Regions from separate parts of the Homo sapiens genome. Here region 2 is linked to region 1. Evidence: chromatin contacts called from ENCODE Hi-C or POLR2A ChIA-PET data. All regions are on one chromosome and are shown on one strand. The core of a region is the stretch at or near the end of the contact, and the rest is flanking DNA. Distances in the headings are between cores, read along the strand shown. Region 1 holds the start of KLF12 (KLF transcription factor 12). Region 2 holds the start of SLAIN1 (SLAIN motif family member 1).

Region 1 (2,730 bases), core at 80-2,579:
ACCGGCCAGCCCCTGGCTACTTGCATGGACCAGGCACTGTAGCAAGTGACAGTTACACATCATTACGACCAGAGACAATAATGAATGTAGCACCAGGAGCACTATTCATGCCAGCAGTGTCATCTCCGCCTTAACCCCTTCCCCTCCACTCTCTCCAGCGCGCACACACAGCCCACACGGTCCCGGTGCGGAGCTATTCATCCACCCCGCTCGAGGCCGGGGGGCCAACTACTTCCACGAGCCCCCCCTCCCCCCCAAGTTCAGCCCTGGGGTTTTATTTCACATCCTTGGCAACTGTCAGGCAAACACTGCAACCAACAATTCCACTAGGGGTAGAAAAACACTTGCTTAATTCACGTTACTTGATAACTTCTTCTGGAAAAAAAAAATTAGGGGAGGTGGGGAAGAAACCTCCTTCTTTCTTCTCCACGAATCCGACCGACGCTACTTGCTTTGCAACAGCATCGCCCTTCCCCGGCCCCCTCCCGCTTCCCAGCACTTTCCCCCTTTAAGAACACAGACCAACCAAAATGATTTAACTTGAGCAGATGACAGAAGGAAAATAAAACACGTTAAGAGAATACGGTCTGATTTGGGATGGCAAAAAAAAAAAAAAAAGAGGAGGGGGTTGTTTATTTTGATAAGAAACGGAATCGGCACAGACCTGAACAGAAGCTGCAGAGCAGGAGAAATTGTTTTCTTTCCCTCACACAGAGTCCCCCTCTCTCTCTCCCTTTCTCTCTCTCACACGCGCGCGCGCACACACACACACACACTCGCACACACACGGCGTCACCCGCGCACACGCACACGCAGAGCCTCTCAGCGGCTCTCTGCAGTTCTCAGGAAATGAATGGGGGGCAACCCGGGGAACTGTTGTACTTGCAAATGACTTACCCGGATCACATGATGCGCTAAATGTAGGGTGGGCCGGTGGGTGGAGGCTGCCGAGTTGCGAGCCCCGGTCTAGTGTGGGGAGCCTCGCCAGGCCCGCATCGAATTACCCCGGGGCCCAGCCGAGGGGGTTGCAGGACGCCGCTTCTCCTCCCTCGCAGCCCGCAGCTCAGGAAACCGGAGAGGCGCTTGGGGTGGGGTGGGGTGGGGTGCTGTGAGGGGGGGGGCCGAAAACAAGAAACCCCCAAACAAAAGAGCTCCGGGTCCTCCTCCCCAGAAACAAAGCCCCGCCGCTGCCGGCGAGCCCCGGGGTGGGGCCGAGGGCGGGGGCGGCGGCGGGGAGGGGCTCGCTCAGCAGGCGCTAAGTCGCTTTATTGCCATAAAATGGGGCCCCCGAGCCGCTCCGCCCGAGGATTAGGAGGCGGGCTCTGAGTGTGATGGTTGAAATCCCCTGTGGGAAACTAACCCCTCCCCGCTCGCAGAGGTAGAAGGCAACACCCACTGCCCGGCCCTCGCCTCCCCGCCCGGACCGCCGGGCTGGGTCCGCGGCGCCTCCACCCCGCCCCACCCCGCCCCACCCCTGCCCCCGCCCTCCGGCCCCGGGCCTCGGCAGCGCTTCCCTTTCACCTGCACCACTTTGCTGCGGCACCCCAAATAACCCACACATGGCCCTGGGAGCTCGGGGAGTCGTCGGCCGAGGGGGCCCGCGGGGGCTTGCGGCGGGAGGGACCCCTGGAGAGCAACTCGCTGGGCAAGGACTCGCGCCGAGCCGCGAGAAAGTCTCCTCTTTTGTGTCAGAGCGCGCCAGACAGGCTTAGGAGAATTCGGGGACCCAAAAAGCGTGCAGCCCGCTTGGGCCCCCACCCCTCGCCGCACCCGCCCGGGTGGGGGCGCGCAGTGGAGGGAGGGGGCTGTCGCCCGGGTCGTCCCCGCGGCTCGCCCGCCAGCGAACTTGGAAAGGTGTGGGCGGAGCCGGCCGGGACTGTGGGGCAGCTCGCGGGGACCGCCCCTGGGCGCCGGGCATCGCCCGCGCCGGGCAACAATGGGGTCAGGCAGGGGCAGCCCCGCGGGCGGTGCCCCCCGCGCGCCGGTGGGGCGGGCGGAGGGCCGGGCGCGGCAGGCAGGGGAGTCATTGTTTGGGTTCCGGAGCGACGCACGTTGCGGGCGAAGCGGGGGCGCCCCTTTTCCCTGCGCTTCACCTTGGCGGGATGAATGGGGGCGAGGCGGAGATGCGCGCCTGGCCTCGCCACCCCAGCGAAGGGGCCCCTGCCTGCGCCAGTTCTGTGGGAAAGCACGCAAACTTGGAGGACTGGGGCAGAGGAAGCGGGATCTGCAGACCCCCGCGGGGCCCGGGGGCGGCGGGGAAGGGAGTCCAGCTCCACTGCCCCACGCCCAGAGCGGAGCCCCAAGAAGCGGACGGCCCGGAGCCGAGTCCTTGACGCTCTCCCCGGCAGCCCCTCCCTCCCCGCCTCCGCGCCCCGGGGAGCGGATCCGCGGGATTGTGGGGCGGGAGAGGGAGGAGGCGGCCGGGCGGCCCTGCAGTTCCCGCGGCGGCTCGGAGGGCGCGGGGTCAGCGCCGAGCCGGAGGGTCGGCGGGGGCGGGGAGCAGACGGGGCGGAAGCGGCCGGGCGGGCGGGGCGCGCGGCGGACGGAGGCGGGAGGCTGTGGGCCCGCCTCCTCACCATCCTAGGTGAGCGCGGCGCTCCGGGCACGACAGTATTCCCCTGCCCCGCGCCCCCGGCCCGGCCCGCCCCGCGTGGGAAATCGCCAGGGCTGTGGGAAGGCCGGGAAGGGGAAGTTTGTGTGCAGAGAGAAAGCTTTGCTGTACTGTGGCGT
Region 2 (2,978 bases), core at 292-2,791, 3.6 Mb after region 1:
AGTATTACTCCATTTCTCCAGGTTTTGGTAATAACCAAAAAAAATCCTAAAGATATACCGAAACTTGGAAAGGTGATGGGTGATACAGGTGGTTAGGTGGTGGGCTAGCAAGCTGGGACACAGGGAAGGTTAAGGGAGTCATCACACGCATTTAGCTAATTTATGGAAGCGCTCACCAAGCATGTTAAATGCAGAACATCCACCCTGCACACAGAAGCTAGAGATGTAGATTAACAACTGAGAAGATACAAGTGTTTCTGAGCAGGAAGACACAAAACCATATCTGAAACCAATAGATACGATGTGTTAGCAGCTCCAGAGAAATGAGGTACATTGTCACAAAGATTGGTATGTAAAGTCCCTAGCAAGGACTTTCACTAGATAGTATATCATCTGAGGATGAGAACCAGTGGTGTAGATTTTTCTCATAATATAATCTCAGGTTTTCCTCTGATTGTGTTAAACACTCAAAATGCTAAGTCAGTCAGTATTCATTGAACACAACTCGATTAAATTCTTCTGCTTAAAAGCCTCTTTTAAAAAAAGCAGATTTGCTCGTTTTCCAAGTGGTAAGAAATAGCAGGTTTGCAGGTGAGATTAAAGTGTATTGGGTAGAATTCTGAGGTTTTCTGTTTTCTGCTTTCCCACCAGCAAGTCTGACTTTAATAACTTACACATTATTTAATAGAAGGAGCACTAAACAATTTTACTCATATTTCTCCCCATAACCATTTTTGCCTATTGTACTCATTGCCCGCATCACGAGCTCTTAGAATGGTTCCTGGCACAGAGTAGGTGCTCAAAGATCTTTTGTTTGGGGAATGCATGAATATACATAGTATGAAAAAAAAAGCAGTTCTTCTTTTATTGTGACAAACAATGATGGTAACAGTTCAAATTTGACTATTTTAGAATAAATAAGTAAACACTTGTCTCCTTAGCAGCTGGCCACTCTACCTCTTAGAGAGAGGGCTTTCTTCTCTTTCTTCTCGGTCTCCTGTCTCCCACCATTTTGCTTCTCTATTACCAATGAGAACATGAGTGGCATGGTCCCAAAGCCTTTCTGTTCCCCCTATCTCCACTTTTCGGTTTTTAGAATAACGATCCCCAGCCTTTAAGTTTTCTATAGGATTCGTTAGCCAGTGGCTATTAAGTGCTGTCACGGAGCCTAACAGAGAGCTGGGAAGGGAGCAAACCAGCGGGCCGGTGGTGCACTACTCGAGGGCCAGCACCTGCAGCTGCTTCTTTGGGAACCCCCTGGTCCCCGCAACCGCCTCAGAGACCCGCGCAGTTCACTGTCCCACCAAGCGGCAGGAGGAGGTGCTTGTGGCGGGAAAGTTCAGGCCAGGTCCAATCAGGCCCCTGGGATTAGGTAGCGAGGGTGGGTGCGGCTCCCCGGCCCCAACCCGGGCTGCCGGCCCCGCCCCCTGGGTGGGCTTCCCCACGGTTCTCCGCCCCCCCCCCCCCACCCGCCCCCTCGGCGCTCTTGCCCCGCCCCGCTCCGGGGCCGCGGCTAAAACCCGGAGCCGCCGCGACGCCCAGGGGACTGGAGGGACGCACTGAGCATGTGCAGATCAGCTCGGTGGTGGCTGCCGCGGCCGGAGGCGAGGGCCCGGTGCTGATGCGAACCGCCGGCTCGGCCTCAGCCCGCGCGTGGTCGGCCCCCCAGGCCGGGGCGACAGGGAAGGAGCCGTAGCCTCCCCGTGGCCCGAGGAGCCGGCGCGGCGGCGCGCACTCCCCGGCGGCCGCGGCGCCCTCGGGGCCCACGATGATGGCGGAGCAGGTGAAATGCGCCTCGGCAGGGGTCAGCTCTGGAGCGGGCTCCGGGCCGGTGGTGAACGCGGAGCTGGAGGTGAAGAAGCTGCAGGAGCTGGTGCGCAAGCTGGAGAAGCAGAACGAGCAGCTGCGGAGTCGAGCGGCCAGCGCGGCCGCCGCCCCGCACCTGCTGCTGCTGCCGCCGCCGCCGCCCGCCGCGCCGCCCCCCGCTGGCCTGCAGCCTTTGGGTCCTCGGAGCCCCCCGGCCGCCACGGCCACCGCCGCGGCCTCAGGGGGCCTGGGGCTCGGGCTGGCGCTGGGCGCGGGGGGCGGTGGCGGCAGCGGTAGTGGCAGCGGCGGTGGCTCCAGCCCCGCGTTCCCGGGCACCTTCTGCCTGCCTAGCCCCGCGCCCTCCCTGCTTTGCAGCCTGGCGCAGCCACCCGAGGCGCCCTTCGTCTACTTCAAGCCGGCAGCAGGCTTCTTCGGCGCGGGCGGTGGCGGGCCGGAGCCGGGGGGCGCGGGGACGCCGCCAGGGGCAGCTGCAGCGCCGCCCTCGCCGCCCCCCACGCTGCTGGACGAGGTGGAATTGCTGGATCTGGAGAGCGTAGCCGCCTGGCGGGACGAGGACGACTACACCTGGTACTGCCTGGCTCCGCTCCTTCCCCGAGACCCTGGCCTCGGGGGCTTCGGGCACCGGGGAGCGGGGGCGGGGGGCGGACGGGGGTCCCCTCGCGGCAGCCGGGGTGACTCCCCGCGGCTCCCGGAGGGGCCGACCCAGCAGGTGTTGAGCCAGGCGGTGACACTTCCCACGATGAGGCTTCTCATGAAGGCAGAAACCTGTTTTCTAATCGCTCCGACTGCGGATGAACCGGCCCCCCCTTCCCCCCATCTGCCATGGGTTCTGCTATTTGCTGATTGTTGGGTCCCAAGCTCCTCGTTAGCATTAAGTGCAAAATCCATGTCATCTTGTCTTTTTGCTCAGTGCTGCTCTTTTCCCCAGTGTTTTCGGAGGGATGACGGGGGATGGTAGGGGTTGGCCTCTGTCTGCGACTGTTACTGTTCTTTCGTTTTAAACGAACGCTGGACAGGATTTGCGTGCTCTTCCTCCTCGGGTGGCATCGGAAGCCGCGCAGTGATGGATCTCTCTTTATAGAGAGGTTCGTTCTTGCTGTTTGAATTTTGCAGTCGTGTGCCCTTTTGCGTTGCATTTTCATTGAAATCTT

Evidence for each region. Hi-C counts contacts between places; a loop is a spot of excess contacts on that map. ChIA-PET counts read pairs that join two places held with the same protein, here RNA polymerase II (POLR2A). Pooled maps may share reads with other maps.
Region 2: a loop to region 1 is called in a map of naive thymus-derived CD4-positive, alpha-beta T cell, with 14 times the contacts of the local background. The contact joins the promoter of SLAIN1 here to the promoter of KLF12 in region 1. A Hi-C loop is called at or near these places in 1 of 168 maps with a recorded cell type or tissue (naive thymus-derived CD4-positive, alpha-beta T cell), 2 of 37 single-sample maps with no recorded cell type and 11 of 50 pooled maps. POLR2A ChIA-PET finds 5 or more read pairs at or near these places in 1 of 52 experiments (B cell).

What each region holds. Positions count from the first base shown.
Region 1 is chr13:74,133,075-74,135,804 of GRCh38, forward strand. KLF12 (KLF transcription factor 12) reads right to left here and starts at 1,330. Exons shown (of 8, transcript NM_001400136.1): 1 at 898-1,330. RefSeq lists an enhancer at 18-67 and a silencer at 1,077-2,730.
Region 2 is chr13:77,696,146-77,699,123 of GRCh38, forward strand. SLAIN1 (SLAIN motif family member 1) reads left to right here and starts at 1,542. Exons shown (of 7, transcript NM_001242868.2): 1 at 1,542-2,394. The coding sequence starts at 1,769. It overlaps MIR3665 (microRNA 3665), which reads right to left and starts at 1,971; the gene lies at 1,867-1,971. RefSeq lists silencers at 1,300-1,859, 2,060-2,299, 2,460-2,609.